Linked DNA regions of Mus musculus: regions 2 and 3 are each linked to region 1. The links are chromatin loops, found by intact Hi-C in ENCODE. Cell type or tissue: left cerebral cortex. All regions are shown on one strand.

The links. Peaks named below come from ENCODE experiments on the same cell type or tissue, not always from the same donor. Only the 100,000 strongest peaks of a DNase experiment are listed, where the experiment ranks them.
Region 2: it touches region 1 in a loop (5-fold over the local background); 2 of 42 quality-filtered maps call a loop at or near these places.
Region 3: a loop joins it to region 1, with 6 times the contacts of the local background. A loop is called at or near these places in 21 of 42 quality-filtered maps.

What each region holds. Positions count from the first base shown.
Region 1 is chr14:23,787,377-23,795,376 of GRCm38, reverse strand. All of the region lies in intron 2 of Kcnma1 (potassium large conductance calcium-activated channel, subfamily M, alpha member 1), which reads left to right. Among named protein-coding and RNA genes, the nearest start is that of Gm51422, 140 kb to the right of the region's middle. In left cerebral cortex, a CTCF peak has its summit at 3,782 (motif pointing left); DNase peaks (open chromatin) are centred at 3,335, 3,827, 4,006 and 7,260; H3K27ac peaks cover 4,420 bases.
Region 2 is chr14:23,714,423-23,722,422 of GRCm38, reverse strand. All of the region lies in intron 2 of Kcnma1 (potassium large conductance calcium-activated channel, subfamily M, alpha member 1), which reads left to right. Among named protein-coding and RNA genes, the nearest start is that of Gm51422, 68 kb to the right of the region's middle. In left cerebral cortex, no CTCF peak of the experiment used is centred here; DNase peaks (open chromatin) are centred at 2,934 and 3,542; H3K27ac peaks cover 852 bases.
Region 3 is chr14:24,004,536-24,012,535 of GRCm38, reverse strand. 4930519K11Rik (RIKEN cDNA 4930519K11 gene) reads right to left here and starts at 7,545. Exons shown (of 3, transcript NR_131107.1): 1 at 7,399-7,545; 2 at 7,082-7,241; 3 at 6,699-6,855. Gm46444 (a long non-coding RNA gene) reads left to right here. Exons shown (of 6, transcript XR_001781186.2): 6 at 960-1,482. It also overlaps a transcript of Kcnma1 not described here. In left cerebral cortex, CTCF peaks have their summits at 2,372 (motif pointing left), 4,057 (motif pointing right), 6,782 and 7,412; DNase peaks (open chromatin) are centred at 4,067, 7,455, 7,579, 7,819 and 1 more place; H3K4me3 peaks cover 1,139 bases; H3K27ac peaks cover 995 bases.

The DNA.
Region 1 (8,000 bases):
GTGTGTATCATAGCCCTTATCAGTGAAACACGGTAGCAAATTTGCACACAGCACACATGTCCATTTTCTTCCCTCTTCCCCACATCCATTCTTTATCCTTTCATATTTTGGGCAATGCTACATAAAACTGTCGCAGCATCAACAGTTACTCTATAGAGCAGAAAGAATAGGAATCTTTGGCAGTTGTATTATGGGTAGTGATGTATTGCTGCTTCTCTTCTGTCCCATTGGAAGCCAACAGGTTTTATTGGCATGAACACCCTTAAGGGAGGGGGGTTGAGTCAAACGACTCACATAGTAATTCACCAATAGGATTTAAATTATGCCTCTTTATTTTATCCTGTGTGAGTATGTTGGTGTTAGTCAGGAAATCATAGATGATATGTTATATTTTTATATGGTTAAGTAACTGTTTTGACTTTGATAGAAGAGGCACCAGAGTTATGACACTTGTTATTTGTGACCCAGTACCATTTATTCAGATGGAAGAGTATGTCACAGGAGCGGTTGCACTGATCAGGCTCCTACCTCAGGTTGCGAGCTGCCTGTTGCTAGAGATGCTCACAACTGTCTTCTGACATAACTACCAACAATTGGCCAAGCTGAATCCTCACTGCTTTAATTAAGTGCCATTGAATGCAAGAGATGCTTTGGGATAAAAATGATCCTCTGGGAACTTGAACAGACTTCATTTCCTAGCTGATCGTGGGGATTGCCCATGCATGCCAGCCTATGGATGCTTACAGAGGCATCTGGAGCAGGAGCGTAAAAAGCTTCTGTACTCACACAAACTTCTAGTCCTTTTTTTTTTTTAATTTAAAAAGATATATTTATTCACATATAATATTCTGGGGGCAGGGCACGTCACACAATAAAGTCAACAAACAACTTGTTAGAGTTAGTTTTCTACTTTCTGTTACCATTTGGGTCCCTGGGATTGAACACGGGTGGTCAGACTTGGTGGCAAGCCCCTTTACCCACGGAACCGTTTCACTGGCCAGGGCAGCTTCAGTCCTTATTTCCCTATGGAATCCTTTTCCCATAGCACAGGAGTGACGCCGCTGAACCTACCCAACCATCTGATGCATGTGGGCCAGAGTGGTTCACTGCTCTGTTGGTATGGCTTAGGAGCAAAAGATCGTTTTTCGTATTTTCAAATTACTTTAGAAAAATCTAAAACAAAATATTTTGTAACACATGGAAAGTATACAAAATTCAAATTTCATTGCCCTCAAAATTTAATTGTCATAAAAGCCATGCAAGTTCATTTATATTGCAGCTGTGGCTACTTTTGTAACACAGTACAGTAAGGATACAAGGAGCATCCATAGAGTCCCAAACTCTCACCAGCCTAAAAACAGTTACTGTCTGGTCCCATGGTAAAAAAGTTTGCCACCCTCCCTTGAAACTGGTGAAATTCTTCCCAAAGAATTTTCTAAGCTGCCCACTGCACAAGGTAATAGATAGGATGTAATATTTTTGCAGTCTCTGAACAATGCACCTATATTGCTTCCGTAAGCTCAATTGAGTCTTAAGTAGAGACTAGGAAGCGATAGAAGCTGGGCTGAGTGGCCCCAGGCTGCTAGCAAGTTCTCTGTTGTTTGTTCTTTTAGCAGGTTCAGCCTAGGGGCTGGACACAGTCTGCTTCTGAGATCATCATAGCAAAGTCACCCCTTGCACTTTCTCTCATGGCTACCCTCCTGCAGTCTGCTACCCAAGGCCCTTCATCCCCGACATCCACAGATCCACAGCACTGTCCTTCCCTCTCACTGAATCCTTGTGTGAGGACCATCCTGATTCAGGTCTGTCTATAAGGCGGGGTCTCAGCCCACCCTGGCTGCTGGCCTGTAAACTGGTACTCAGTGTACCCAGCTCCCCAGTGTGCCCCGTAAAAAAGCCCAGCTGCTAATTTTACTAGCTGGCAGGATGGCTCCTCTGGCCTTCCCAGAGCAGATGGGAAAAGGAAGGACAGACTTAGAAATCAGACAGCTCTGGAGAAAGAAAGATCCTTCTGGCCCAAGAGTTTCATGCTGAACACCACAGTGTCCCCAAACATTGTTCATGGTATGGTAACTCCTATGCCTTTGGATGTCCAAGAGAATGGGGCCTGGATAGGGGTAGTACCTACTTTTGCTTTTATCTCAACCATTTGCCTGACCACCTCTCTGGAACTAGTTCCCATATATTTATTGGTATATTATAATGGAATGTCCCTTCCCGCCCTGTTTAACCTCTGTTGGGCTGCAAGCTAGGAGTTCTGTCCTTCAAGAAGGGTCTGACTGGGACCTCTTTTCAGCAGCTTGAATCACTGGCTAGGTCATCAGAACATACCAGGAGGTGAGATGGAACACTCTGTAACAACAAATATTCTGTATTCCTGGCAAGGAGCTGCTGCGGTATGGTCCTTGGAATACAGAGGGCCTCTGTGTGTGTTGTGGCTGAAGCTGCAGCCAGGCTACCATCCCTGTCTAACCTCTCCTCGGGGCTTTCATTCTGGGCCAATAGCTTCATCTTCTGAAGCCACAATTTCTTCATCTTGCTGGTGGGGAGAATGCCAGACTCTGGGTCTTCCTGTTGTGGTGATAAGTTCTTGAATGCATGCCAGAAAACTGCCTCTTGTGTGGCTAGTGCTCAATAAACATTGGCTCCCATGGTTTGTGTTACCTGTCAGCCCAGGCACAATGTTATAGTGGCTGTCACGGAGAGCCATGAAGGCAGGGAGGGGAGGGGAGAGGGTAAAACAAAATTTTTTTCCACAGAGAGAGAGAGAGAGAGAGAGAGAGAGAGAGAGAGGGAGAGAGAGAGAGAGAGAGAGAGAGAGAGAGAGAGAGAGAGAGAGAGAGAGAGAGAGAGATACAGAGAGACAGAGAGACAGAGAGAGAGAGAGTTCTCTAAACACTGAGCAAGGCTGCTGGGCAGTTCTGGGTATAGCTAGCCATCCCTCATGTGGGTCTAGTGTGGGTCTAGTCAGTCAGTGTTTGTCCTGTGCACACCCTTCATTCAGGTCCATCCAGGGTCTGGTCTTCCTGAGACTGGACTGGCTCGTGCCAGCCTGACTCATCGTTGTCAAGCTGGCCAGGAAATTCTCACTTCATATCTAGCCTCCCTGAGCTGTGCAAGGGCCAGAGGTGGGGTTGTACTCAGCTCCCTGGAGCTGTCCTTGTGGGCATGTGTGTCACAGGAAAACCTTTACCAGGATAACAGATAAGTCTCAAGGAAAGAGGGTCAAATGCATTCAGTATGGTCTCCATGCCCAGTTTTCCCTCGAGACAGAGTGAGCCTGACAGAGTATGTGGCTGATTTCAGTGGGCATGTCAACAGCACCATATGTGAAGTGTGTGTAACAGCCATTTTGGTGGCCACAGACCCATTGAAAAGACATGGAAAGGTGTGGCACTTTGCAGAAGATATGGGTGAACATAGTATGTACATGAATGTGTAAAAGTATGCATGTGAGGCATGTCCTCTGGACAACTATTGGAAATGAGCCCCCATTACAGGCACCAGATACCTCTTGTTTCTTACAGAAACTCTGCACAGGACAACAGATGCAAACTGAAAAAAACGGGATGCTTGGATGCTGTGGGGAGTCCCTCGAGCAGACCTGGGACCTCAGCATTTCTAATTCTAGTCTCACATCCTGCGAGTCCCTGCTGCTGGATCCCAAGGGGTGCATAAATATGTTTATATGACTAACATATAAGCGGCCTTCTGCCTTACTGCCCTCCTGCCTCTTTTCCTTCCTTCCAGACCAGTAAGAGTTGGTGCCCCCTGGAGGCTTAGAATGGAATAGGCGGTTCGGAGCTTTTCAGTCAGGGCATGCAGTGATTCTCCTCCTTGCTTCTCGAGCCCTCAGAGGTTTAGATGTGGCTACTTGTGAGGAAAAAAAAAAAATCTCTTAGTGGGCTGTGACTGCCTTTAGAACCTCCATTCCAGCTGCGAGAAAGTTTAGTAGAGAGACTCAAAAATAGAGACGACGGTGGCGATGAAGTCGCTCACACTAGGGACCACATGCAAGCTGATGCTTCCGAGTTTAGTTTGCGAGGCTATGTTTAGGAGGAGGCAGACGGACTCGTGCCTGTGGGCCCTAAACACTCCAATCTGGAGGACTAGGAGCCCCATTTAGAGAGTCAGGTTCCAGAAAAAGGCATCTTCCAGAAAAGACAATTTTAGGGAAATGATACCACCCAGAAGCTACCATTTGGCCTCAGAATGTTTTTTATTATAAGAATTGTTCTTTCAAGTTTGGGTAGAGAGAGAAAGAAGGCTTGGCAGTTGTTTCTTGCCTGTCTGTCTTGAGGAATCAGAACACTCATAAACTTAATTAAATGCACCCAAGCCTCTTACGCAGCAGGGCTCTGTTTTGCCCATCTAGTTAATTTCAGTTAATGAAATTAGCCATGTGCTGATATGGACAGCCCGGGAAGATGAAGCCAGCAATCTCTGGGTGGTAGCTTGGGTCACAGTGTGTAAAACTGCGGGGACATGGGTTTTCATTTAACCTGGGACTTCCAAGGATCCTTCCATCTATGTGCCTCCGCCCTAGGCAAGCATACCACTGGGCCTTTCTTGTTTAGAAGAGATGGTTAATCCAGACAGTAAATGGACTAGTCACACCGGCTCTTCCACAGGCATAGAAGTCCAGGATCCAGTAGACGAGCTGAGAGGTTCAAGAAACTCTCTTCTTGCCCATTGTGTCAGCCCTCTCTTTTCCTGTTTAATGTCCCCCACCCCACATATTTTGTGACTATGGCTAGAGCAACTTTCCTAAGGAAAGTAGAGGATAGCTCACCAGGAAGGAGAAAAAAAAAAAACCAACCAAACAAACAAACAAAAAAAAAAACAATCGCCATAGTTGTCTGCACTTACAACAATAATGCCATGAAACAGAGGCCAGGTCACAGAAAGAGGGTATTTCAAAGGACAACAGTTGCCTGGTTTCTGGCTGTCCTCAAACCCTGCTAGATCTGTTGGCCTGTGAACTTTGTTTTGTTTGAGATGGTGTCTCCCTCTCAGGGGCCCAGAGTTCATCAAGTAGTCTAGAACTGATGACTAAGGAGCCCAGAGATCTGTCTGTCTCTGCATGGAGTTTGGAAGACCCCAGAGAGCCATCTTGACCATCCTCCGAGCTTCTGGAGAAAGGTCTGGGTGTGATGGATTTATTGAAGAGTCTATGCTGAACTGGTTTTACGGACTGGACACGCAGAGAACGATCTATCTGGGTTTCTGTCCCTGCCTAGAGGACAACCCCTGGCAAAAGGAAAGCTGACGCTTTAAGTAGCTGTTAGGGAAGCTACCATGATTTTATGATCTGGGTAACTTAGTTTCTTAGCCACCTCAGAGTTTTCCAGAAGGTTTAGATTGCCGATCTGCAGAGGCAGATCGCTTGGTCAAGCGCTTGCCTCATAACGACAGTGACCCCAATGTAAGCTCTGGGACCAACATAGAAAAGCCATGTGCCATGGTACATACTTAATAATCCCTGCTCTGGGCGGCTCCATCCTAAACAAAACAAGAAACAAAGTGTGCCTGAGAGATGACACTTGAGCCTGTCCTCTAGCCTCCACAAAAGCATATTTCCCTGCTTGCTCCAGTGTGTGTGTGTGTGTGTGTGTGTGTGTGTGTGTGTGTGCGCGCCCCCCTCCCCCCTCCCTCCCCGGAACTCCAGGCCCAGTTTGAGATCAATCCACACAGGTACAAAACTCTCCTGTTAAAAGAACTAATGGTGAACATAAAGCCACGTCCTAATCCCGCCTCTGCAGTAACCTTCTTGAGTGACCTTGAGCAAGTCAGGACCTCAGAGTCTCCATGGGTAAAATGATAAGTGTCAGGTGTTTTAGAGCAGTCTGTTCCTTCTCAGGCTCCCCAGGCTCTGGGCTCCAGCATCCCCCTACTTACTTACAGCCAGAAAGGCTCATGGGAACTCGCCTTCCTTAGACATGGAAGGCACTTGACCCTGTGCTCAGCGCTGGGAGAGCTGCACGCTCGTCTTTTTCTTGGCTGTTGGTCCCATTGGGAGGATGTAGGTAGATCTGGGAAGTCTCTTCCTGGCCTTCCATGAAGGTTAGTGAATGGTCTCAAGTCTTCTTCTCATGGCTTACAGGCCTGGGGGGGGGGGGGCGTCACTGCTTTTCACTCACCTCCTTTGATCTTTTCCCTGTCTGAATCTCTTCCACATAGCCACAAACATACAAAGAAGGGGATCATCTCTCTAGAAGGGAGTGGCCATGGGGTTGACGGGGGCGGGGGGGGGGGGAGGATGCCACAGGAGAAGGACCTATACCTTCCAAGGAGTTGGTTTCTTTATAGATGTTTCAGCCTTGGAGCCTGCATTAGATATTATTTATTTAATATTTATTTATTTATTTATTTATTTATTTATTTATTTATTTATTGCTATAATAAAATCCCTAGAAAGAAGTGACTTAAAGGTTTCAGAAACCAGAATTTGTCTACTGTAGCAGGAAAAGCCTAGGGAAGTCGGTGGCTCCTCACAGCTGTGGCAGCCAGTGCATGAGGCTGGCTGTTCCCAGCTCAAATGGATGGAGAAACAGAGAGTGTGGGCCAGAAGGGGCTAGGTTATAACCCATAAGGCTAAGCCCCACAAGGATCCACTTCTTCCCACGAGGCTTCAACTCCTGAAGTTCTACAACTTCCCAAAGCAGCATCCTAGATGAGGACCATGTATTCAAAACATGTGCTTGTGGGAATCTGTGCTAGATCCCCTTACTGAGCCATCTTCATGGAGTCAGCCTTCTCTAAGGGATGCTCACTATGACTCTGGGTGAAGTGTGACAGTCCCACTCACCTACAATGATTTGAAGGGATGTCCTTCCACCAGCCTTTGCTTTAGGAGACCCCAGATGACAGATGTCCCTCTCTACCACCTGGGTAGTTTTTGAAGGTCATTTTTTTTTTTCTGTTTCAGAGACAGGAACTTCTCTATCTTTGCATGTATGAATGTTTCATAAGTGGCATGTTTACTTAAAAGAATGACTGCCAGAGGCAGGAAGGAGTGAGGATCCGTTAATGTGGAGTAAGGTAGCAGACTCAGGGGGCTACCAAACAAAAAATGAAACCCTACGCAGGCTACCTCCCAAAGTTATGTGAGGGTACCCAACGCTGTGGGTGATCCATGACATTCAGATTGCAGTCGTTTCCCAAATGAAGCTTCGAGTTAACTTCCTAGATGAGCTGAAGAAAAACAACTGCCACACGCCCTCAGTGGACTATTTCAAGTGTTTCCAATTTAATTAACATGATCCTAAGCAAAGGATGTCCACATTCTTGGGAGGAAGGCTTGTCCTTCCCTGGTCCTCAGTGATGAAGCATTACTCTTTGTCAGTTCACCTTCTCAGGTTTTTCCCCCTGAGAGTTTGAGCACAGGAAGCCAGTTTCCATAGTCCCCTGGCCTGAAGGGAGCTGCACACTGAGGCTCATGGCTATACTATTGAATAGACCTTGTAGACAAAACTCAGCAAGACACTCAAAAATTTATAAAAGCTTCTTTTTCTTTCGCCCTGGACTAAGATGGAGAGATGAAGGTGGAACTGGAGTGGGGGGTGGGGGGTAAGAATTTATTTCTCTTTCATCTAGGTTTGTGTCTGCTACAGCCTCTGGTCCTAATAATTTCTGCTGTGGAATTTAATTTTCCCAGACTTGGATTCCTCCTCCTTTTGCCAAAGGTAGTATAGTCTGGAAATGTGAAGTGACAGGAGAAACAGCCCCCACTTCCTGCAAGATAATTTTGTGTACATTAAACAGACACATTAAGCCATTTAGAGGAGAGGTGTTTGTTCTCCGGAGTCTGGAGGAAATCTGAATTTCTAATTCTGGACTCTTTAATAATTTTCAAAAGAACTGAGGGTACTAATTAACTGTCTTTGAACTTCCTTAGGCTGTCATCTATGCCCTGATCTCAAAGTAGGGACTGAATTCTCTACCTCTATGAGATTCTTAGACTGGACACCAGCCTTGGGGGTGGAATTGAACAGACTTTG
Region 2 (8,000 bases), 73 kb after region 1:
CTCCTGTGCAAGTCTCCTTGGTATAGTTGGGTTCTGTGACTCTTAAGTTAACAGGGCTCCAGGGATATAGACCTTCCTCAGATGTCCTCTGCTGGTCAAGGGGACCAGCCCCTCAGATTATACCAATGGCAGTGGCAACACAGAAAGCCCAAACTGCGAGTTGATGGGGTGCATCAGGCAGGCAAATGACAGCCACATGAGGAGGCAGTGGGCATATGGGTAATGGTCTGGACACTGCATTGGGGGTCTCCTTTTTTTCTTGCCCATTCATTTGATTATTCTCATTTGCATGCTGTTACAGGCTTACTCTGTCCAAAATGAGAAAAGGGGATTGCAACATCATGGTCACACTTTGTGGGGAAGGGGTCATGTAAATGCATTTGCATGGTCTTTGTCGGCAGTATTTTTTTTTTTTTTTTAGCAGTATACGTATTTTATGACAGAGTCTAGGATAGAGCTAGGGATCAGTGACAGACAGAGCCTCCGCTCTCATGGGCTGCAGGAACTAATGTGGTTTTTGGATGTGATATGGTTCCCCTGATGCATACAGCTTCACTTTTCTCACTCAACTATGGACCTTCAGTGTTAAATGGAAATTTCCAGAAATCAACATCTCATGTTTTAAATCACATTTATTACAGTGCATTCCTATAATTGTCCTATTTTATTTTTTGTTATGGCTATTAATTTCTTACTTGTCTCATGCATAAATTACATTTTATCTTAGGCATGCAGTGCAGGAATATACACAGAGAGTTGGTAGGGTTTCTATGTCTCCAGGCATCTGCTAGGGGTTGTAGGATGTGTCCCCTGGGTTTAAAGACATAACTGTGTTTATAATAAGCTAAAAATCTACAGATATTGACCAAATGGCTTTAGTCTACTGGGAGACACAATACACACTCACATGGAATGTAAAACCTGAGTTTCTTAGGGCCACTTCCCTACCTCCAGGAGCTCAGATGGGTATATGAATCCCAAGGACCAAAAGTCACGGATTGTTAGTCCCAGGTGAGAAAGCACCCACATGGCATGGCAGATGGACAGCCAAGGATTTTGGAGGAAAAGGGTAGATTGCAGATGGCTGAACTTTTAATGGCTGTGCAGGTTTGGGCTTGAGTCCCTCCTGTTTCCTTGAATCTCTCATCACTAAGAAGTTGAAAGGTTGGTGTGAGTTGCTGTCTTATGCCTCCCTACCCTGTGTGTGTGTGTGTGTGTGTGTGTGTGTGTGTGTGTATGTATGTTTGTGCATGTGTGAATGTATGTGTGTGTTTGTGTATATCTCTGTATGTGTGTATATGTGTGTGTGTCTATGTGTGAGTGTATGCATTTGTGTATATGTGTGCATGTGTGTATATATGTGTGTGTTTGTGTATATGTGTGTGAGTGTATGTGTTAGTGTATATGTGTGAGTGTGTGTATGTGTGTGTATGTATGTATGTGTATAAATGTGTTTGTGTATGTGTGTATATGTGTGTTTGTGTGTATTTGTGATATGTGTGAGTGTGTGTGTTTGTGTGTTTGCATATCTATGTGTATGTATGTGTTTGTGTATGTGTATATATGTGTATGAGTATATGTGTTTATGTGTATATGTGTGTGTGTTCAGGTACAGATGCATGTATGAGGATGAGTGGGCATGTAGAACCCAAGCATCAATCTGAGCTCTTATTCTTCAATATCTACTTGGATTTTGAGACAAGGTGTCTCACTTGGACCTAGGCCTCCCCAGTTTAGCTAGTCCAGGGATCCTCCTATCTCTGTGCTGGGATGACAAGAACATGCAATCATGCTACTATAAATGCTATTCTCATTGCTTTATGTAAGAACTGGCTTCTAACTTTGAAGTGGTTAGACCCTCACCTGAGGGTTTGAAGAGGCAGTGGCCCAACAACCCTTGTCCCTTCCCGCCTAATGTTCCAACCTACTGAATGCCATTTGTCAGCTTTGGCCTTTTTCCAAGCCATATTCAGGGCTCAGTCGGGAGGCAAGTGGACCCCTAGAATTCCAGGTAGCAAGTTTAGGGGACAGGGCATAGATACTGGGGAATAATGGCATTCAGAATTCCAACTATCCCCAATATGCCTCTAGACCTTCCTTTATGTTCCTGAGGCCGGTAACAGTCACTCTTGTCATCACTGCCAAAACCACCACCAGTGCCACTTGCTTTCCTAGTTACACGAACCTTGACTTACCACCACTTGATCCCACCACCCCACCTGTACTCTATGGCTAATCTCAGGGGAATCCAAATATGGTCCCCATGCAGTCCCCACAGAGGGCTTTTTACAGCTCATGTCCATTATACAGCTGTCTATGTGAGACAAGGGCCATGATGGCATGATGGCCAATGTTTACCACCAGAAGCGACCTTCTTGCTTTGGTGGCTGGAGAACCACCCTGCTTAGTGATCTGTACCACTTCCTGGAGGACTTTTGATGGGACTTGACCCACATCAGAAAGAACCTGCTTTGCCTCACCCTACCCCTGGCTTCCTGCTTGAGTGATCGTTCCTATGATCACTAAAAGTGTTCCTTTGGATCCTACACTCAGCTTGCTACTTTTGGATTAGCTTTGAGGGGCCTCTGGGTTGAAGATGTTACCCTCACTTTATAAGTATAGGAAAGGACATGCCTTGTTAAAATGATATCTTCAGGGCTGCCTTGTCTGAGACTCACAGCTTGCCTCTAAGAACCCTGACCCTTACTATCTTGATTTTGGTCTGTGCACTGTAGACATATTGCTCTGAGTCTCAGAGTTATGAGAACTGACCCAAATTGCCCATGTGTGCCTATCTTGGTATCATAGACATCATCTAGTCAGCCACATATACTGGTTTGGGCAGAAGCTGTGTTTCCTTCTCTGTCAAGTAGCTGCCAACCCTTTTCCTCACTAGTATTTGTTGGCAAGACAGTAAAAGCATCCATGAGTTAAAGACACAGTGAAATGACACTTGAATTCTCCAGGGAATGATTCTGCTATGATGGATAAACATGTTAATTACTCAGAATTTAATCTCCAGCTGCCGCCTTTGTGGCACTTCTCCGCACAGCCCGAGTTGGGGGCCTTGCAGGCTGGAGTCAAAGGAGCTGTCTGACCCTGGGGAATATCCCCTCTCTCTAAATTCTGGGCTGCTGTGTTCATGGGGCACCTGGGCATACAGCTCAAGTCTTTTCCTAGGAGGCAGCAAATGTAGACAGTTAGAGATCCCCAGCTCTGGCACTCTTGTGTCCTGGATTCAAATCCCAGTGCTTCTGCTTAGGCATCTCTGCCCCACATTTCCTAACCATGCAGTGAGTGGTTCTAAAGATGAAATGTGTTTATATGTGTAAGAGACTTCAGGGGAACCTGGTGTCTAAGGGAAGCAATTGTTAATCGTGTTGTGTATTGCTTTGCCCCTCCCGTAGGCTTTGCCGGTTTGTCCTTTTCTTTATTTTACTGCCACCTCCTTTCTTCTCTTGGGTAACTTGCAGCTCATTTTTTTTTTTTCCTGAGTCTGATTTTAGCTCTCTCAGCAGAGAGGCCTGAGGGCGTGAGATACTCATATAGACTTCTAGGATGAGTGGAACCTACCCACCGGTTCATTTCATTAACACATTTCACAAGTGGGATGGCTCAGTGTCTGTGACTTCCCACACGAGCATGAGGGCTGGAGTTCAGATCCCAGAACACTGGTAAAAGGCAAGCAGGCATTGGGTCACTTGTAATCTTAGCACTGGGAAGGAAAAGACAAGCAATTCTCAGGGCAAGTTAGCTGGCTAGACTAGTTCGAATTGGCAAGTTCCAGGTTCAAGATGAGGCCCTGCTTCAATAAATAAAATGGAAATCAATCAAGGGAAATCCCCAATGCCATCTTTTGGCCTTTGCGTGCACATACATGTGTCTACACACACATATGCATTATTTATGCACAAACAGTTTTTTGTCCTTTAAAAGGAGAGTTAGGTATATGCTAGGTCATGTGTCAAGAAGTGTGCCTACAACCTCCATGAAGATATGGTCTGTGACTCTCAGTACCTCCTTATGGGAAGCAGAATTACAAATGAGCCATACTCCACAGCATGAAGTAGTGGATGTTTTGACAGGAAAGAGGATTTTCTCCACTGGAGCCTCCATGACACCTGCATATCTTGAGAAGCACAGGGTCGTGGGATTCATTGTCTAAGACCTGTGACTGAACAAGGCTTTGGTGTCTCATGTGTAACATTGGGCAACCATTTTGGCTTCTCTAAGACGCAATTTCTAACCCTGAAAAGTGGGGATAGCTACTATAGGCTGATCAGGAAAGTTGAAAGTGAGCACAGGTCTGAAACACTCAGAAAACTCATACTGCCAACCAAGAAAATGAGACAGGAATCCCTGTTAACCCAAGTGGGATGGTCTTCACCTTTAACACAGCTTGCATCTCAGAACCTTCGATAATGGAACAAGGTGCCTAGTTTAAGATACCTCATACTGGGGGGTGGGAGGGTGTCTTATTTTGATTTTCATTGCTGTGAAGAGACACCATGACCAAGGCAACTCTTATAAAGGAAAACATTTCATTGGGTCTGGCTTACAGTTCACAGGTTTAGTCTCTTATCATCATTGCAGGAAGCATTGCACCATGAGGGCAGACATGGTGCTGGAGGGGTAACTGAGAGTTCTACCTCTGGATCCACAGGGAGCAAGAAGTGACAGCTACACTGAGCATGAATTGAGCATCTGAGACCTCAAAGCCCACCCCCTAATGACACACTTCCTCCAATGAGGCCATAACTCCCAATAGTGACACTCTCTATGGCCTTTGGGGGTCATTTTTATTTAAAGCACCACAAAGTCTGAAGCAGCACCCTATTTATCCAAGTCTCCTTGGTTGCCACCTTTTCCATCAGGTCCTGCCCCATGTAAGCCAAGCAGCTGGAAGGGATGACTCCAGCCTCCCAAGAAACTAATTAAGGGCTTTCCAGCTTGCAGGTTGCATTCCAAAGGACCATGAAGTCTTGGCTCATGGCACTAGGATGGTTCGTGACTGGTAGGATGGTTAAGAGTGTCAAGAAGATCCAGTCTCCACACCAGAAGTAGATTAATATCACCTTGACTTAAATTTCCTGATGGGGAAATTTCATCAGCATTTGGTAAAAAACAAACAAACAAACAAAAACAAAAAAAATAAAAAAAAAACAAACAACATCTCAGTATCAACAGGTGAAGTAACCCAGCTGCTGCTGCCTGGAAGTTTGTGTGGGGCTGGTAGGGGATACTTGGGGGTGGAGGGGATGCAGTGAGGCTAAAGGAAACAGCAGGAGGAAAGCACTGTGAATCTTAGGTGTAGAATTTGCCCTTCAGACTTTGTTCTGAGGTTTGCCTGCCCAAGAATGGGTTGTGGAAATGAATTTAGAAACTAGTTTCCCCAGCCGCCCCACTCCCAGAACATGGTTCTCTCCCCTCCTTATCCTCCTGTGTATTTATGAACACAGTAAGACTTATCCTCAGTGGACAGCTGATGATTCCCAGCTTTCTAGGGCATCGTGACGAATGTGACCACAAAAGAACAAAGAATAGCATTGGGAGGCAGGTGGAAATGGCCATGGTAACAAGAGGACAATCTTGTTAACCTCCCACCCCTTCCTCCCTGTCCTCCCCCATTCTCTCCTCCCTCTCTTTCCCTTTTTCCTCTTCTCAACCCCTCTCTCTTCTCCCTCCCTTCCCCTTCTCTCTTCCTCCTCCTCCACCCTCTTTCTTTCTCTTCCTCACCTGTTGGTCTTCACCTTCTACCATGTTTAAAAATGTTTCACTTTTTTCACTAAAATATGGCAGGGTAGCTATTCCCCCTACTTTGGGTATCTCCTGTCTCTCCCTGCTATCCTGTTGTAAGAATATGGAATTAAACACACACACACACACATCATTGTTTCTGGGGGGAGGTTTGTGGGTTTTAGGAATCCAAACTTAAGTCCTCACACTTGTAAGGCAAACCCCTTATACATACAGCTATCTCTCTAGCCTACATTAGGATTTTATGAAGCTAGAAAGATTCCACATTGAGTTGCCAAGGAAATGTGTCCCTTAGATGATATGAGTAGTGTAGCATCGGGAGCTACACAAGAAAATCCTAGTGTGGGTTGTTTTCAAGGTAGAGTAAAGTTATTCACCTGGGGTGTAGCAGTGGAAACTCTGAGGTGTGGTACAAATATTTACGGAAGCAGTTCTCATACATGGTGGTATATAATACAGTCAAGAACAGGGTCAGCTCAATCCATTATAAACTGCCAAATGTCCTCATCTTACTAAGGAGGGCATGAATCCAGAGGTCACGTAGAAAGTTAGTAGTGGCGGCACTAAGACTGTAATGCTATCCAGCTGTTCTGTCACAGAGTTTTTCCATCAGACCACATTCCCTCCCTAATGTTTAGCTTTCATCAAGCCCCTTCACCTGTCAGCATTTTACTAAGCAGCTATATTCTTTGACCTGGTAGGAAAGACACTCTTGGCGATTTGGTTTGGCACTTGGCATCATGAGTCTGGAAGAGTTGAAGTAACTTGCTTCAAATTATAAGCTCTGGTAGATTCCAAACTCCAATTGAGACATTGGACAGTCTAAACCAGTGCTTTCCAAAAAGGGGCACCCATAAGAGCAGCATCACCTGGCAGTTTTTAAGGATGCAGACTCCGTCATCTGAGTTTGATTACATCCTCTTGGTGATTATGACATATGCTCGGCTTTGAGTTGGTCTATGACAGGTAAGCTGACGAACCTTCCAGGTGTGCCTCAGCCACTCATTACTATGCTTTCTAAGTCGAATCACTGCTTCTTGCCAGGAGAGAAACTTCAAGGTCACTGGCACTTCTTAGCAGCTCATTTTCTGGTAGTTTCTTTGGACCATGGGATTCTTAAGGAAGCCTGGCACTGATGCCCCGCCACCCAGTGGGGTCTCTGAGTCTGAAGGAAGCCTAATTGGTGTTGTTGAACCTTTGGGGGGCCTGAGGAGATTTTGTGAATCCTGTCTGCTTTCATGCAGATTTGAGCAGTTTGACCCAGTCGAGTGGAAAATTAAAAAACCAGAAAGGAAGGAGATATAACTTGAGACACCAAATGTTCATTGCAATCAGGGCACTTCCTGACTTCTATATACTGCACTTGGGAGACCATGAGGAGAGCTACTGTCATTTCCTACTTGATTCACTAGACTTCTGTCTTGTGCTTTCCAAATGCCAGGCACTTGGCTTTAGCATCTTTAGTGTATAAAGATGAAGTGATATGGTCCCTTCCCACAGGAAACTCACTGTCTAGTGTGATGTCTGATGGCAGTAATTTCTATCAGAGAAAATGTAGTGGCTTTTAATTGATGCAGCCAACCTACAAGGTCTAGCCAATAGAACATCGCATAAAAATAATCCTCTGATTGCCCCACTGGCCAGGGGTAGCTTCGCACACTGTGTAAGGCAGCGACTCTCTGGTGGTGTGTGGAGTAGGATCTGATAAAACACAGTGCAGGGGGGAGGGTCTGATGAAGACTTTCTTGTTTAATGAACCATGTCACTGTGAACAGCTGTGGTGTAACTCAGCCAGACAACTATGCAAACCAGATGATGTCTCCAGTGGATTGAATCAGCTTTGATTTGGTTTGGTTGGTTCTCCAAAGGCAAATTCTTCCAAGTTGGGTGGGGAATAAAAAACAAATCACCATCCCAACTTTGCTTTTAACTTTTAATTATTGGATGGCTTTTACTTTCAAGTCTTCGAAGCAAACAGGGAATGGCTGCTACCCAGTTAGCAGCAAGAGAGGGCCAAGAATAATCATGTATCTGTAATAGCTATTAGTGTACTGTGCATAAGACTCGCAGTGTGTTTTGTTGATGAGCTTCCCTGTGGGTCTATAAGAGACAGACCAAACCAAGACCATTCCTGATTAGTCCTCAGAACAGTAGGGCTCCAGCTCGCCAAGCTGTCACCTTCCGTTACATACCACCAAATGTGAGTGCCCAGCTGAACATCATGAATACAAATGTGTTCCATG
Region 3 (8,000 bases), 220 kb before region 1:
TAATGCTTGTGTTCAAACGGGTCCCCAGAGAGAAAAAGCTGATGACATTCTCTATAGATATTGCCAAAAGTCAAGGCTTTAGCTCCTGGAATAGGCAGAGTTCATATCTCTCCATCTTTGTTTCTCTCTGTCTTTTTGTCTCTCTGTTTCTCTATGTCTCTGTCTGTCTTTGTCTCTCTGTCTCTGTCTCTATCTCTGTCTTTGTCTCTACCTCTCTCTCTGTCTCTATCTTTGTGTCTCTGTCTGTGTCTCTGTTTCTCTGTCTTTCTGTCTCTCTCTCTCATGTGTGGGCTTTCTCGAGAATGTCTAGATAATTGACTGTGTCACCTCTATCTTTAGCTGTCCTTTAGATTTGTAAGATAACCACACCGTATGCCCTGGAAAATGCCACCAATGCTAGACTTAAGGTTGCAAATCTGGGGCAAAGGTGAGACCACCTCTAAGATTCCTGTGCACAGGGAACAATCTTTGCTTTAGGTTGAATACATTCTGAGACGTTCACAGCATTCTGTGGAAACATGGCCAGCTCCTTGCATGAATATATTTGATGAACTTCCCTCTTGAACTCAGAGACCAGTTTATCGCTGTGTTTCCCTTTTATGGCTCATTCTCTTGAATCTCCCAGGGCGCTGCTAAATTGAAATTTTGGTTGGTTTGTTTTAGAAAGATGTGAGCAAAGCTGTGTTTCTTGGTTTCATACAAACAAGCTCACCCCTCATAAAATATCATGGCTCATAATCTTTTTGAGCCATTAGAATTGTACTTCATTTTGGAAAATAGATTGTTTGGTAACTGTGGGGATACTGAAGCCAAAGATGGGATAGACTTCCAAGAAAGGGAGCTGTTAGCTGTTACAGATGTGTGTGTGTGTAGATGTGTGTTTGCAGGTGAATGTGCATGTGTGTATGTGTGCAAGAATATGAACAGAGGCTGACATTTAGTGTCTTCCTGCATTGCAGGCCACCTTATTTTTTAAGATAGGGTATCTCTGTGAACTTGGCATTCAAGAGTTTGCCTAGACAAGCTGGCCAGTGAGTCCCATGGATCTTCTTTCAGCTTCTCCAGCACTGAGATTACAGGCAAGTACATATGGTTTTCTAGGTAGATGCAAGGGATCTGAACTTGCTCATGTCCCATGCTTGCGCTGCAGGCACTTTATCCTCTGAACTACCTTAGACTGTGTCATCACAAAACACGGTGCAGCATGCACAAATCAGAATCAGAAGCCAGGAAGCCCATCCCGGGCCACCACTGACATGTTTGACTTCATGGATTCTTATTCCCATGAGTGTTTCTAAGCAGGAAGTTTGCTCTCAACACCATTCTCATCTGAGGGGCAGGAGTAAGTCCTCTGCCCCATCTATATGCTGTCTCGTGTGCCAAAGTCCTTATTTATTCAGGACAAGGAATTGAGTGCTGGACTCCCCAGCTCTGGAAGCAGAGCTTCTGCACAGATTAAACTAGGAACCCTGAAGGAAATAAAAAGAGTAGCCAGTGCTTTGGTCTGGAAGCCTGAAACACACAGGAAGCACAGAGAGACTCTTCCTTTTTGTTTTCTCTCAGCACCATAGAAGAAAGCAGACTCTCTGGTTCGAGAAGCCTCTCTCAGGAAGGACTCAAGACACTGGTAGTCTGCTTGAGACAATCCTAGCAGAGTCGACAGGGACAGAGAGATGAGCAGAATTGTCTTCTGGCAGTCCAGCAAAATGGAAGTGAAAGGTGCCTTCCAGTCAGGGCGTGATCTCTGAGTTGACTCTATCAACCATGACCCTAAATATTGGTACCATCTTGGACAAAGGAGAGTGTATGTTCCTGCTAGCTTCCATCTGGACTGCAGAAGGGTCTATGGCTGAGGACCTGCAAGAGCATGCCACTTTTCTCCAAAGGCCATGGTTTCTCTCCCCGAGACAGGGTTTCTCTGTGTAGCCCTGGTTACCCTGGAACTCACCAGTTCTTGCCTAGACCAGGCTTGTCTGGAACTCAGAGATCTGGCTATCTCTACCTCCTGAATGCCTCCTGAAAGCTGGGATTAAGGGTGTGCACCACTGTGCCTGGCTAAGGCAATAGTTTTGATGTGTTAGAAAAGGGGGCAATTACTTTGAGACTCTCATGCCCTGACTCAAGTTCTTTGCTAGGCATGGGCTGATCTGAGGTCTGTGATGTAGTAAGGGGCAGGAAAGGACCCTCTGGCCAGCTGGTCTCAGCTAGACATCTACTGAGGCCAGGATGTAAGAATATCAATGGAGGCCTTCTGACATCTCTCAGCTACTGTGAGAGATTTGCACACAGTTTTAGAGCTTACTTTTATATCAATTTTTTAGGATAAGCCACATGTCAGTAGTATGCCATCTGCTGGTCTGCCACTCAGTTGTCCTTCTTGCTGTCTCCCAAGCTCTTTAATGACAGAGAAAATCCTTATAGTTTGATGTTAAAGGAAAGTAGCGTGAATGTTTTATGTTCAGACCCACAGGAAAAGTCTAAAAAAAGTCTAAAAGTGGTTAGATGATCTGTGGGTGGTGGGATTCTAGGGAGATTCAATATCCTCTTATGAAGATTCTGTAGTCTGATTTTTTTTGTAATAAGCCTGAATTAATCATTTAAACAGAAATAAATACAAAGCAAATATTAATTAGTTATGAAAAGAAAACCTAACCTACTCAGATCTGCTTTCTTAGTCTCTTTCCACCCAACGAACATTTGGAAACCCAAAGGCCCTTGGATATAGTTTTGAGAGTTGGGCCACTGTGCTTCTCCTCCTTTGTCATAAATCAGAAATTGTTCCAGAGATAGAGGACTCTTGGCATGTCAAGTAGCTCGATGGAGAACTCAGCCTCCTTTTCTTGAAGCTGTAAGGAGGTGGAGTAGCTACTTTCCCATCTTCTACCACAAATAAATTATAAGGAGGTGAGAAGGCAGCAGTGCACCATGGTAATTGTGTATGTGTGTCTGCATGTGTGTATGGGCACACATATGCTTGTCGATAGTATGTGTGTTTATTTGTATATGTGCTTGTGTGCATGTGTGTATGTGTACACATATGTTTGGTGACCACACTTGCACAGGCCAGAGGGCAACCTCAAGTGTCCTTCCTCAGACACCATCCCACTTTTCTCTGAGAGTTTTCTTTTTCCCTGTCACTCATCTAGTGGTTAGTCTGACTGGTCAGTGACTCCTAGGGATCTGCCTGCTCCAGACTGTCCAGATCTAAGATTTTAAGTGAGCCTCATGCCCAGTTATTTTTTTTAAATGTGCACATTAGTTCTGAGCGCCAATCTCATGTTGCCAACTCTCTCCAGCTTTTCACATCATGATAATTTAAGGAAGTGTGGAGATACTAATGACAGTCATAGCCAAGATGGAGCATTAGATTGTGTTGTGGAAAGAACATGAACTGGGCCATCTACCTTCATACCAACACTTTATATGGTACAGAATTCATAAGTGAAAAGTTGATATCATCTTGGATATGATATTTCTCTTTACTTTTACTTAAAGCATTTAATTTATTCATTTTATGGGCGAGCGTTTTATCTGCATGCCTATATGTGAACCACATGAGTGGTTGATGCCTTAAGAGATTAGCAGAGGGCACCGGATTTCTCAGAACTAGAGTTCCAGATGGTTGTGAGCCATTATGTGGGTGCTGGGAAACAAAGTAGGGTCTTTTAGGAGCCACACATGCCCTGAGCCGCCGGGGCATCTCTCCAGCTTTAACATTTAAACAGACAAAAATTGTATGTATGTATATTGCACAGCATTATTTGAAATATTTATTTTTTGTGGGATGAATAGCTGGTGAACTCAAGCTGATTAGATATTACCTTTTTCTTGTATGCATCTGTGGTCAGAACCCTTGGTGTCCCTTCTCAAGTTTACTAACCATTATTAACTGTAGTCAGCATGTGTCCTCTAACGACTATCACCCAAACCCATCGTTCCCTTTCCCGTGCTTACATTGTTTGTTTGACTGTGAAATGTTCTTCAGGATTTTCAGGTCTCAACTGAATGAGTCAGCCTCCCTTTGAATAGTCACCAAGTAGTGGTCTACCAGAAGACGCCACCAGAGGACGCCACATCACTTAGGGAGGCATTACTGAATCTCCCAACAGATTCGTAATTCCTTTTTGTAATGTGAGTCTCAGGGTTCATTAGGTCCAGGCTGGGGCTGGAGAAAGGTGAAGCTCAGTGACACTGTGACACTGCTGACATCTGCGTAGACAGCCTTTCAGTCTCCCTGGACTTCATTTTTGTTTTTTTAGTTTGTGTGCTTGTGGTCTTCCTCTCATGTACTTCTTTTAAGTCCCATGGGGGAATACCCAGCTTAGAATAGGTAACAGATTTGAAAACCCAGGCTTGCTCTGAAGGTGACCATAGACACATGTGCATTTGCTGAAGAGTCTGGGAAGCTATTAAATGTATTTACAGGCAAATGAATGGCCTCACTATAAGTTTCTACTTTTATTTCTCCTGCTTTTATTTCTTGTACAATCCTTCTAGATACCCAATCTGTAGACACGCCTACAGAAGGTAGAGATGATGCTCTGGGGTTATTTGTAGATACTTCTAGATCTTCCCATTTTCCAGGCTAATGAAAGAGTAAAAAGACAATCAGTAGGCATGGGTGACAGATCCTGTGCAAGCTGGATGGGTTCTGTTCCTCTGGAGCTTGGCCACAGCCTGGTATGTGGCCCTCTGGGATAAAGGCTACAGACAGAAGAGCTCAGAGATTCCTGCAGCTGTGTGGTCCTGCTCCAACTGTCTTTCTGAGGGGCTGTGTGGGTGTACAGAGCAGTAAAGTGGAGGCAGGGGCCCCTAATTGCTGCTCTTCCCACGGATTGCACTCTATGAGCAAAACCCGGGGCCAGAAGATCTGATCTGGTCCCAGTTTGTCCAGTTTATGGAGTGTGTGTGTGTGGTGTGTGTGTGTGTGTGTGTGTGTGTGTGTTGTGGTGTGTGGGTCTAATGCACAGTGCTTGGAGGGCATAGGTTGATGCCAGATGTTTTACTTAGTCAGCTTTCTACCTTAATTGAGGAAGGCTCAATTTGGAGCTTACCCCTCCTGGTTTAATTTTGTTTGTTTGTTTGTTTGTTTGTTTTGTTTTGTTTTTTGGCTTTGCTATTCATCCTGAAACTCCCCTGGTATCTGTATTTCTTTCTACCTCCCAGCATCAGAGCATATCACTATGCCTTGATTTTATGTGGGTGCTAGAGATCTGAACTCAAGCATTTTTCTCACCAAGTTCTCTCTCTTGCCTCTGGTTTCTGTTTTTGTTGTAGCTCTCGGAATGAACAGCACAAGCCTGTGATGTCCAAGGTTCCTTTTGAATGTGAGGTTCCTCTGTGTCTAGGGGGAGAGCCTCTTCTTAAAAGGCTGGTCAGAGATGGGCAAAGGCCTGATGATATCTACTTCTGGTAGTTGGGAATACTCTCATTCTGTGCCTATATCCTGAGTACCCTGAGTTCACACAGGAACAGGCAATAATATTGACCCTGAAGGTCTCTGATGAATTCTGATCAAGTCATGGTTTTGGACAACACTGGAGATGCTGAAAGCTTCAGTCAGCAAAGTTAGGGGTGGTGCGAGAGCAGACAGAGTGGTGGCTGGAGTAGGTGTCTTATGGGACTTCTGGAGCCCTTTAAATGATGATGATGATAATGGTAATGGTGTGGGGACTTCAAATGTGAGAGGACAGAAGGCACAGCAGCCACTAGCATCTTGTTAAGTCATCATGATAATAGTTTTCAGGGGGATCTAGGTTGTAGATATTAGGTAGGAAGAACCTAGAGGGTACCACTGGCTGCAAAGGTTCAAGTTTTGCTCCTATGGGAATACATTCTGAAGGCTCGATGACCCATGGTGGGGCAGGACAGTACCTGTCCTTTGCTGACTTATGCTATGAATGTTATGAGTTTTAAATGTTAATTCTTGGACTTAAGGAAAGTCCCTCAGGCTTGTGTCAAGGCACAGACCCAGCTGGTGAGAAGGCCAATAAAGGAATCTCAGTACCGCAGCCTCTTGCACCTCTCCCCAGCCTTTCAAAGTTCAACTACCCCAGGATGTTGGAAAAGCGCCAGGGCCATTGAATGCATGGGGATTGTGTTGCAGCCCTCTGAGTGCAGAAGGATGGATGATGCTGAAGGGGAGACTGAGGCAATTTCTGCTTCTAGAAAACACCATTTATTGCTCTCTTCTTTAGCACCCCCCTTTCTGTGTGTGTAAATGTGAGTGTGCCCCATAGCATGCACATGGACATGAGAGAATGGTTAACAGGAGTTAGCTTATTCCTTTGACTCTGTGAATTTCAGGGATCAGGCGCAGGGGGTCAGGTTTGGAGACAAGTACCTTTACCAGCAGAGCCATTTTGCTGGCCTTCTGTTGTGTACTATTTTATGGGGGAGGTGATTTTGACCTTAAGTCTTTTCTAATGGATATGTATACTGAGCCCAAGGAATGTACCAACCAATTTGAGACTCACATATTTTCAGTGTCTGCCAGGCTTGGCCTTCTTTGGCCCTCTGTATCCTAGGGCCAGGGTGTGGCTGACCAATGATTTAGGTCGAGACAGCTTGTTCAGGTAAGGAGGCTCCTTTGGGCCAGTTTACCATATGAAGAGTCTTGAAAGGAACCTGAGAATTCCAATTAGACTATAACTAATGAGCTGGAAACTTTGGGGAAATCACTGTGGGCAGTGAGGGGAGAGTGATCATCTTGGTTTTAATTAGCACAGGAAAAAGTTGTGGTCCAGCTGCCAGCCTGGAGAAGTGTCCAGAGGGAGGAAGTTTCTGTGTGCAACGATAGGGGGACTGGGGGTGGGGCGGGGGACAGGGGCTGCTGAACAATCCTGGACTCCTTCCCTTTAAAGGGGAGAAACGGGAGACCAGAAATGTAGAAAGGCAAGCCTGAATGCAGAGTACCCGTCATCCATTTGCCCTTCCCACACGAGTCTAAAGAACTAGGAAGCAGCCCTTTAAGAAACCTCCTTTTCTACCCAGTTTGTTCCACACCAACCACCAGGCTGCTGTCATCTTTGCTTAATAAGGAAACAACAAACAAACAAACAACAACAACCAACAAACCCACCTGCAGCTGTCAGAGGTCACAGACTACCAACAGACTTCCAGATGCCCCAGTTGTTCATCAGCAACTCACAACGTGGCATCTTGGAAACGAAAGAGTGAACTCTCTGTCAGCAGGTGTACTGTACTGGCTAGGGTCTTCCTTAGTCTCCAAGCCTTAGAATCTAGGGGCAATAAGTCCACTGAATCTAGCTGACAACCAGCCACTCCTCTCCCTATTAGGGGCCCCTTTGGGAAAACCGGCCTACCCCAGACACCTGGTGGTTTCCCCTTCTGGTACCCTGCTGAGCCTAGAGGGGCGCAACACCTGCAAAGTCCTACCTCTAGGCTGGTGGCGCTATACTCTACATCCTGGAAGATGGGGGGCCGCATGCCCCACCACTGCCAAATGACCTGCTGCCCCTACACAGCCCCAAGCCGAGGCGAGTTAGCCCGGTAAGCCTCCTCCCCTCCCGCTTCGGGCTGTTTGAGCCCGCGCCCGCTCCAGTTGCTGCAGCTGCCACTGCTGGCGGCTGCGGGGCGCGCGGGGCGCGCGCCGAAGAGGCTCGGGCTGCGAGAACGGGGACGAGGAGGAGCCCGAGGAGGCAAGGAGGAAGAAGCGAGCGGAGGCCGAGGAAGCTCAGGGTCACAGAGACCCGGCCCGAAGGGGTCCCGCAGAGCATCGGCTAGCTGGCCGCGGAGGCAGGGCAGACCGCCGCAACCAACCTGCCGCGGCCCCGCGAGCACAGGAGGCGGCGATCCAGGAGCGGAGCGCAGCCCCGGGGAGGAAGGGTGGCGCGGGCACGCCCGGTCGGGAGGGCGCGGATTCTCCGATCCTAAGGAGCTGTCGCCTCATCACCCGAGAGAGCTGTGCGGGGACGGGCGGGAGACCCCGGGCCCGGGCGCAGCGCACACGCGTGGCGCACGCCAGGCGGGCCGGGCGG